Linked DNA regions of Homo sapiens: region 1 is linked to region 2. Evidence: read pairs that join two places in POLR2A ChIA-PET (ENCODE). Cell type or tissue: GM12878. All regions are shown on one strand.

Evidence for each region. ChIA-PET counts read pairs that join two places held together with the same protein. Peaks named below come from ENCODE experiments on the same cell type or tissue, not always from the same donor. Only the 100,000 strongest peaks of a DNase experiment are listed, where the experiment ranks them.
Region 1: POLR2A ChIA-PET joins it to region 2 with 9 read pairs; 2 of 35 experiments call an interaction of 5 or more read pairs at or near these places.

Annotation. Positions count from the first base shown.
Region 1 is chr10:12,506,884-12,511,883 of GRCh38, reverse strand. All of the region lies in intron 1 of CAMK1D (calcium/calmodulin dependent protein kinase ID), which reads right to left. Among named protein-coding and RNA genes, the nearest start is that of MIR4480, 69 kb to the left of the region's middle. RefSeq lists an enhancer at 2,384-2,433. In GM12878, no CTCF peak of the experiment used is centred here; a DNase peak (open chromatin) is centred at 2,163.
Region 2 is chr10:12,319,887-12,324,886 of GRCh38, reverse strand. No RefSeq gene overlaps it. Among named protein-coding and RNA genes, the nearest start is that of CAMK1D, 27 kb to the left of the region's middle. RefSeq lists enhancers at 863-1,363, 1,364-1,864. In GM12878, no CTCF peak of the experiment used is centred here; no DNase peak of the experiment used is centred here.

The DNA.
Region 1 (5,000 bases), 190 kb before region 2:
TCCCCACTGCTGGAGATGCCGCTGGCTTGGCGAGAGGTTATACATTCATCGTCATGATCACTGTAGTGGAAAGAAAGTCTCGTGTCTATCCAGGAGAGCCGATCCTTCTGGGCGGCCCATGGGTTCTGCATACTGCAGCACATTTGAATCACCCAAGGGACTGATTTAAAGCAAACAAATAAACAATGTCTGGGCATCACCCAAAGATTCTGATCCAACTGGATTGGAGGAGGACCCAGATATGTGGTTTTTTTGTTTGTTTGTTCGTTTTTTGAGACAGGGTCTCACTCTGCTGCCCAGGCTAGAGTGTGGTGGAGCGATCACCACTCACTACAGCCTCAACATCCTGGGCTCAAGCGATCCTTCTGCCTTAGCCTCCCAGGTAGCTGGGGCCACAAGCATGCACCACCACACCTGACCAATTTGTTTATTTATTATTTTTTTTTGTAGAGACAGGGTCTCTCTGTGTTGCCCAGGCTGGTCTCAAATTGCTGGGCTCAAGAGACTGTCCAGCCTCAGCCTCCCAAAGTGCTGGGATTCCAGGCATAAGCTACTGTGCCTGGCCATGGATATTAATTTTTAAAGTTCCCCAGGAGATTCCAATTTGCTGCCACAGTTGAAAACCTCTGGCCTCCAGCCCTACCAGGTCAGCAGTAACTGAGCTGACTCCCACATCTGCATGGTAATCCATAAAGGCAGAGGAAGACAGACGTTCCATTGCCCAAACCCAGATTCCCCGTCACCCAGAGCATACTAAATTGGGAGCTAGGCAGATACCAATGAAGAAAAATGTGAGCATATTTACAACAAAGCAGGCCACTGAATGCAAACTAAAATTCCGCATCCCGTGTAAGTGCTGCAAGAATGAAAAGTGGAGGTCAAACCACCCTGCTTGAGAATCTGAGTCTTTTGCACAGCCTCCCAGAGCCGAGTCCTTTCCCTCCTCCAGTCTCCGTTTCTTAGCAGAGCAGGGACCGCCTTGAAGAAATGAGAAATCAATTGTGTGTGCTCTGCTGAATTAAGGCTTTTCCAGGCTTGTCGATCTGCATTCATTTGCATGCATTGGCACTGTCTTCCCTACAGAATGAATTCACAGGAATCCAGAAAATGCCACGCTTGTACATTTGTGTCCCCACCACTTCCTGCAGAAGCCGCTCCTGTGATTCATTCAGGAGTGGCCAGAATGAAATCTCCTGTCATTGGTGACTCTTGGGAAGCACTGAATTCGTAGGGGGGTCCCGGAGGTGGCACTGGCAGCAAGACCACAAGTTCCCTTGGCAAAGAGTCTGATTCTGCCTGACTTGCTTGCAGCCACAGTAGTGAAAATACATTCAGTTCTCAGATGTGCTTGTTCGAAGGAGTGTTTGTGTGGTAGGTAAAAGGAAATGATTAAACAAGATCTTTAGACAACTTCGGAACTGGCTTCAAAATGCCCACGTGGCTACACTCTTTTATTATTATTTTTTTTTAGACGGAGTCTTGCTCTGTCACCCAGGCTGGAGTGCAGTGGCACAATCTCAGCTCACTGCAACCTCCGCCTCCTGGGTTCAAGCAATTCTCCTGCCACGGCCTCCCAAGTAACTCGGATTACAGGTATGTGCCACCACGCCCAGCTAATTTTTGTATTTTTTAGTGGAGATGAGTTTTTGCTATGTTGGCCAGGCTGGTCTTGAACTCCTGGTCTCAAATGATCCGCCTGCCTTAGCCTCCCAAAGTGCTGGGATTACAGACGGGAGCAACCCCAAACCCTCTTAAACTGAACAGTGGATATCTTGAGCTAAGGGCCCACAGGGCACATTCATTGATACTGAAGGCTCAGTTTGGTTCTTATCTGCCTACATGATTTCTGTCTGAAAGCCTGACTTTCCTTCCTACAGTAATAAAAGCAGGTAACACCTCAGAATCTTATTTTCAGTGATCCCAGCCCACATAGGAAACAGGCGCCCAGCCTAGGAGGCTGTTTAACTCAGGCCTTCATGTAATTCACCCAGTTCCATGTGGCTACTTTTGAGTCACAATCACCAATGATGTCCTGGGTGAACTGAGAAATTGCTACCATGTATTATGTAGAACGGCAGGACTTTACTAGAGCCTGGTTTCAGACAAGAACCACTTAGAAGTCACATTCTTTTTGAAACAGAGTCTCCTTCTGTCACCTAGACTGGAGTGCAGTGGTGCCCTTATGGCTCACTGCAGCCTCAACCTCCCAGGCTCAATTCATCCTCCCACCTCAGCTTCCTGAGTAGCTGAGATGACAGACATGCACCACCACACCTGGATACTCATTTTGTTTCGTTTTTGTAGAAATGGGGTTTCAGCATGTTTCCCAGGCTGGTCTTGAACTCCTGGGCTCAAGTGATCCATCTGCCTTGGCCTCCCAAAGTGCTTGGGTTACAGGCGTGAGCCACTGAACCCAGCCTAGAAGTCCTAGAAGTCACATTCTAAAACCTCAAGGTTCTGGCAGAAAAGAGTGGCATCACTCCACCTGTGTCCAGACAAGCAAATTCACAGCTAAGAGGAAGCTGGCATTCCAGACCAGCTCGTGGAATGATGAAACACTGGTATGGCCAAACCTGGTCTCTAGTGGCTTTTCAAACAAGAGCTGGGTTCCATGTCACAGAATGGCTGTATTAGAAGCCTGGAGCAGGGTAGAGATCAGACCTCAGCAAAGCCAGGTGACAGCCTCTGCCTGGGGCCCCTTCCCATTGGCGGCTGCTAAAGGGAAAGTCGTGCAATTATCCAGAGGAAGGTTCCCCCCTGACCTCTCTCTCTGGGCACCTACTGCTCTCTCTGCACAAGACAAAATGCAATCAGCTGTGAATGGTCAAGACTCTGTCCCCACATCCCCTCTCCAAGGTGATTTATACCAGCAGAACTCCAGCCCAGTCCTCAGTCCTTCCCAGCGGGGTTCCATCAATGAACAGGACAAACGGAAGCAGAAAAGATTTGGGGAGCAGGACAAAGAATTTTCCAGGAGTGTCCTTGTGGCTTATGAATGTGGTTTCCTTTAATCTTCTTAAAGAGAGTCCGGGAAAGAAGGACACCGCATTTTCATGACTTTCAGCTTAAGTGCAAAAAATAAGTCAAGTGGGTCCCCCAAGCCCTCTCCCTCGGCTTTATCAGGGTTATGTGAACTGCAGAGAGGCCTCAGGATGGGGAGTTTAGTTGGGGAGGGAGAAAGGGAGGAGACCCATGTGTTTGCTTTTTTAAAAAACTGTGATAAAATATATGTCACATAAAATTTACCATTTTTACCATTTTCAGCTGTAGAGTTCAGTGGCACTAGGTACATTCACATTGTTGTCCAACCATCACCGCCGTCCACCTCCAGAATTTTTTCATCTTCCCAATGGGAACTGTGCCCACTGAGCAAGAAGTCCCCATTTCCCTTCCCCCCAGTCCCTGGTAACCACCATTGTCCCTACTGTGAAGTTGTCTATTCTGGGTACCTGAGTAAGTGGAATCATAGGACATTTGTCCTTTTGTGTCTGGCCTGTTTCGCTTAGCGCATTCTCAGGTTTCACCCATGCAGCAGCATGGGTCAGAATTTCCTTTTTTTGTAAGGTTGCATAATATTCCACTGCATGGAGAGACCACATTTTGTTTGCTCTTTCATCCGTCAACGGAAATTTGGGTTGTTTCCACCTTTTGGCCTTCATGAATAGCGATGCATTTACTTCCAGAAAGATTCAGCTGAGGTGCCAAGGACATACATAGCACAGAGCTGGAAAGCAGGATTTCTCCCTGAGAACAGGCAGCATCTGGATTTGGGAATCGTCTTCCTAGAGCTGTTTCTCCAAGTGTCTCGGGATGCTCGTTAAAAACACCAGCATCTCAGTCCTACCCCAGGCCTGTCAAATCAACGCGCCAGGGACAGGACCCAGGACTCTGCATTTCACAAGCTTCCCAGGGCATTCAGAGATCTGGGAACAATGTGGCCTGGAAAGTGTGTAGAGGCTTGGGGAAGAGAGGGATGAGAGAAGAGGGGGTGAATTCTAGAATACAAACCTGAGAAGCAGCCACAGACACAGGAAAGAAGCAAGGATCAAAATTCCCTGCCACTGGAGACAGAAAAAGACAAATGCATTATGCAAGGCAGACGGCAAGGAATTAACACGAGAGAAATAAAAGAATTGGGAACCACAGGAAGGGCCCAGCTGAGAAACAGGGGAGGGACCGGGCTGGTGGTTTTCAAGAAACGCAAACCTCAGGACACCACAAGCCCATCCGCAGTGCCTCTGTGCAATGTGAACAAGCATCCTTTCTTCCGGGCGGCCCTCAGCCAAAAACCTACACAGAGGCACACAGTTGCTGGGCCTAAATCAATCTACTAGATCACCCACTCGCCCTCTGTCATTCCTGAAAAAGGAAAAATAGGATTTCCTGATATTACAGGGAAATTATTCTAGCAGAAGAAACCAGGAGGTGAAATTCCCCTTAGACACAACGTACTCCCCCATCTGATTAACAGAAATTAAAAACAAAAAGGGTGCTTCCCTGCTGCTGGCCAGTTCCCTGTTTCTAAGGACAGAATCCTCTAAGCAACAACCTATAGCCTGCAGGCACCATCCAAGCTTATATAAGAAACCTACTGCCACTAGGTCCCAGACTTCAAGAGCTCTTTTAGCCTCTTTGTGTTTCTCCACTCCGTGTATTAGCTTGTGAGATACATTTTGCACATGATCCTGGGAATAAAGAGTCACAGGTAAACAAGGCTGCAAGAAAAGTCCAGGTGGTGTTCACACAGTAGCTGCAAACTTCTCAGAACTTTTCAGAAATTCATCCTTGCCTGTCATTACATTTTTTAATGAGCCACTCAGCATTCCAACGAACAACCCAATACATCATTTCCTCTATTAATTGGTGCAGTTAATTTGAAAACTGTTCTCAGTTCTATATTTATATGGGAAATATTAAGAGTCCATCTCCTTGCTCCTTTTTCATTAATTCCACACACATTCATGGAGCATCACGCTAGGAACTAAGGACATGATGTGACC
Region 2 (5,000 bases):
GTGCAGTGGCATGATCACAGCTCACTGCAGCCTCAACCTCCTGAGATCAAAGGATCCTCCCACTTCAGCCTGCCAATTAGCTGGGTCTATAGGCACCCACCACCATGCCTGGCTAACTTCTGTATTTTTTTTAAGAGATGGGGTCTAGCTATATTGCCCAGGCTGGACTTGAACTCCTAGGCTCAAGTAATCCTCCTGCTTCAGCCTCCTAAGTAGCCAGGACTACAAGTGTGTGCCACCATGCCCAACCTGCAGCTTTTTCTGCAACTACATAGATTTTTTGGCCAGGCGCACTGGCTCACACCTATAATCCCAGAACACTGGGAGGCTGAGGCAGGCGGATCACTTGAGGTCAGGAGTTCGAGACCAGCCTGGCCAACATGGTGAAACCCAGTCTCTACTAAAAAATACAAAAATTAGCTGGGCAAGAAGGTGGGAGCCTGTAGTCCCAGCTACTTGGGAGGCTGAGGCAGGAGAATCGCTTGAATCCGAGAGGTGGAGGTTGCGGTGAGCTGAGATATTGCCACTGCACTCCAGCCTGGATGCAAGGGTGAGAGTCAGTCTCAAAAAAATAAATAAATTGGCCGGGCACAGTGGCTCACACCTGTAATCCCAGCACTTCGAGAGGAGGCCAAGGTGGGCGGATCATGAGGTCAGGAGATAGAGACCATCCTGGCTAACATGGTGAAACCCCATCTCTACTAAAAATACCAAAAAAAAAAAAAAAAAAATTAGCTGGGCGTGGTGGTGTGCGCCTGTAATCCCAGCTACTAAGGAGGCTGAGGCAGGAGAATTGCTTGAACCTGGGAGGCAGAGGTTGCAGTGAGCTGAGATTGTGCCACTGCACTCCAGCTGGGGCAATAGAGCGAGACTCCGTCTATAAATAAATAAATAAATAGCCCCCTTTGTGGGGGGGGGGGGGTTCTGATAGGCCCTTTCCAGAAGCAGTCCATGCATGGGGGGGCAGGAAGGGGGATGCTCTCTTAAATGTTCTGCAATTGCGCCCCCCCCAGTCAGAAGCAGAAGTGGAGTTTATACAACAGATCCCTAGGCTCTGGCCTTATGCAAAGCACGCTTCACCACCACCGCAGATCCTGCTAGTTACTTAGAAGCCAAGCAGCAGGCTGGGCATCAGGGCTCACGCCTGGAATCCCAGCACTGTGGGAGGCCGAGGCGGTCGGATCATTTGAGTTCAGGAGTTGGAGACCAGCCTGGCCAACATGGTGAAACCCCGTCTCTACTAAAAATACAAAAATTAGCCAGGCGTGGTGGTGTGCACCTGTAATCCCAGCTACTTGGGAGGCTGAGGCAGGAGAATTGCTTGAACCCAGGAGGTTGCAGTGAGCCGAGATTGGGCCACTGCATTCCAGCCTGGGCGACAGAGTGAGACTCTGTCTCAAAAAAAAAAAAAACCATGCGGCAGGCCCTGAAACCTCTCTATGGCAAAGCAGCTCCCACGGCATGCTAATTAGCAATGGAAACACAGCCACTCAAAGCAGCTTTATGGCCGATCTGAGCTGACAACGGAAGGACGCCCACAGGCTGTCACTCGAAATCCCTTGTTCTTATCAGCCTCGTCTTTCTCCCCAATATCCTTGACAGTTGCGTTCTGCCCCAAATACCAGCCTGTGGCCCCATCTGATGTCCCCTGTCATCCCGGGAGCTTTAGAAGAAGCATCATGCTCTATACATGAAATGACACACAGAAGTCACTCCTTTAATTGGGGGCCCTTTGCAGTTTCTGAGGAGTGTTCACAAGGTAGAAAGCCTGCAGTTATGAAAGCCTGGGTGTGTGGCCTCAAGTGGATTTGGGAGCTAGAGGGAAGTGACTTCCTCTCCGTCTGAGCAGTTATATAAATCTCCCCTGAACTCATTGGCTGCAGCCCTCCGGAGGAGCACGACACAGTTACCCACCTACATGATTAATCAGTGCCCGGGAAGAACAACAGCCACCCCACTTTGTCTTCACATGTTCAAGTGACTTTGCTGCCACATCACTGTCAGTGGACCACGTGCTTTGGTTGGCTTTGCCGACTGTGGAAATGAATTTACACCAATTTGTCCACCCGCACCCTCAGTCGGCTTTCTGTCCTTGTGACTAGTGGCTGACATTTAGAGGATGTCTGGCTGTTGGCTGCAGCCACAGAAAAGATCAAAGCTCCCTGGCAGAGACCTATCCAAACATGTTCTAACGGGCAGAGGACACAGGGCAGGTAGACCCTGCCATGGAGCCAAATGACAGAATTTGGCAATTCTGTAATTCCTCTGAACTCAAATAACCAGAAGTCACAGATTGGCAGTCCACGAGTTCACTCCCTGCTATATATACACACAACTTGTTTGGCCACAGTGGTTTTTTGTTTTAAGTTACCGACTTTTTTTTTTTTTTTTTTGAGACAGAGTCTCACTCTGTCACCCAGGTTGGGGTGCAGTGGCACAATCTCAGCTCACTGCAACCTCCACCTCCTGGGTTCAAGTGATTCCCCTGCCTCAGCCTCCCAAGTAACTGGGATTGCAGGCACGTGCCACCATGCCCAGCTAATTTTTGTATTTGTAGTAAAGATGGGGTTTCACTATGTTGCCCAGGCTGGTCTTGAACTCCAGACCTCAAATGATCCACATGCCTCAGTCTCCCAAAGTGCTGGGATTACAGTGTGAGCCACCGTGCCTGGCTGTAAGTTACCAACATTTAAAATGTCAGAGATTTCATACAAAAATCTGGACTCCTCCTGCTCTGGAAAAACCAAAAGCCCTAGAAACACTTCTGATTAGCTGTCATCACTTGAGGCCAAATGATCCAACTTAACTTAGGCCAGGGCATGTTGGGTACCAGAGTTCCACCAAGGGCAAAGATAGGTTTTATCGGGCCTGAAGCTTATATTAGTTGGAGTGACTTCTCTAAGTAAAATAAATTGAAATTATAAATACAGAATTGCTAGGGTCCCTCCAGAGGCCTGAGCAAGTAAGGGCTCAGGAAGCTTAAATATCATGTACTTCCACCTCTGGTCCCACCCACAGCTACTGTTTCACACCCGCCCAGTTTGCTACATGTCTGGCCATGCAGGTATCTGAGTCTGTGACCTCTTGCCTATACCTTGTGGCCACCCACACCTGTCACCATTCTTAGGTCCTGGCCCTGATGTTCAGTATAAACACAGCTGGCCCCAGCTCTGTAAGGAAGGCCTCACTCTTCCTCAAACTCCATAACTAAAATGAAAGATTATTTCATTTTATTATTTTTTTTAATTTTTTTTTTTTTAAGACAGAGTCTTGCTCTGTCTTCCAGGCTGGAGTGCAGTGGTGCAATCTCAGCTCACTGCAACTGCCATCTCCCAGGTTCAAGCAATTCTCCTGCCTCAGCCTCCCAAGTAGCTGGGACTACAGGCGCATGCCACCACGCCCAGCTAATTTTTGTATTTTTAGTGGAGACGGGGTTTCACCATGTTGGTCCAGCTGGTCGTGAACTCCTGACCTCAAGTGAACCGCCTGCCTCGGCCTCCCAAAGTGCTGGGATTACAGACGTAAGCCACCATGCCCGGCCGATTTCATTTATTTTAAAAGGTAATAAAAAGAAGTCTTTATCCTTTACAACTCCTTCCCTTGCTAGGTTAAAAGGACAAAAGAGTCCAAGCATCTGTGTAGAGTTCATATACCAGGTGACTCTTTTCGAGCACAGAGGTGTGTGAAAAGCAACAAAAGAAGGAGGGAGGATAATAAACATCTCCTAGGTCTACAGCTGAATTTCTGTTCAATCTGGGATGCTCACAGGCTCACTGAGATTACGCAAGGTCTGGTCCATTGGTCTCTAAATGGCTTTGTTTGGGGAGGGTGAGGGGAAACATGCAAAGAAAAAAAACAGTTTCCTAAACGCATAGAGGACCATGTTGCCACAAGTAGCTTAGAAATGGGCTAATCTGGTCAGGTGCAGTGGCTCACATCTGTAATTCCAGCACTTTGGGAGGCCAAGGTGGGTGGATCACGAGGTCAGGAATTCAAGACCATCCTGGCCAACATGGTGAAACCCCGTCTCTACTAAAAATACAAAAAAATTAGACGGGCATGGTGGCGGGCGCTTGTAATCCCAGCTATTCGGGAGGCTGAGGCAGAGAATTGCTTGAACCCGGGAGGCGGAGGTTGCAGTGAGCCAAGATCACGCCATTGCACTCCAGACTGGGCGACAGAGCGAGACTCCATCTCAAAAAAAAAGGATAATCTGCAGTATTTATTGAGCACCTGCAGTGTACTAACACTACTCTTATATATAAGCATCACACTAGACAAGGTGCTTGCAATCCAGTTGCAGAAACAGATGCCTTCAGAGAAAGTTAGATAACAGAGAATTATTTAATATAACAAAGGCTTGTAGGAATTCAGAGGCTTGACTGGGAAGATGTTCTCAGAGTAGAGAGGACTTGATTTGAACCCCTGGGGACCTGGATGGACAGGGAGAAGGACTGAGAAAATTCCAGATGGAAAGAACAGCACATGCAAAGGAGCAGAGGGGCAGGGCATGGTGGTTCCTGCCTGTAATCCCAGCACTTTGGGAGGCTGAGGCAGGCGGGTCACCTGAGGTCAGGAGTTTGAGACCAGCCTGCCCAAAATGGCGAAACCTCATCTCTCCTAAAAATACAAAAATTAGCCAGGCGTGGTTGTGCACACCTGTAATCCCAGCTACTTGGGAGGCTGAGGCAGGAGAATCACTCGAACTGGGGAGGTATAGGTGGCAGTGAGCCCAGCCCGGGCGAAAAGAGCAAGACTCCATCTCAAAAACAAAAACAAAAAAGGAGCAGAGGAGACTCAGAAGTGTTTAGGGAATCGGGAGGAGGCCAGCCTGTTATGGTAAATAACAGGAACGGGAAAGTAACCAGGGACCTGATCTCCAAGGAGCTTCAATTTTAGATGAAGGACTTTGCATTGTCTAGAATTATCTAGATAACAGGCTTTTGGATTGATTGATAATGGGCTTAGAGTCTGTATTAGAGAACAATAAATATAATAAA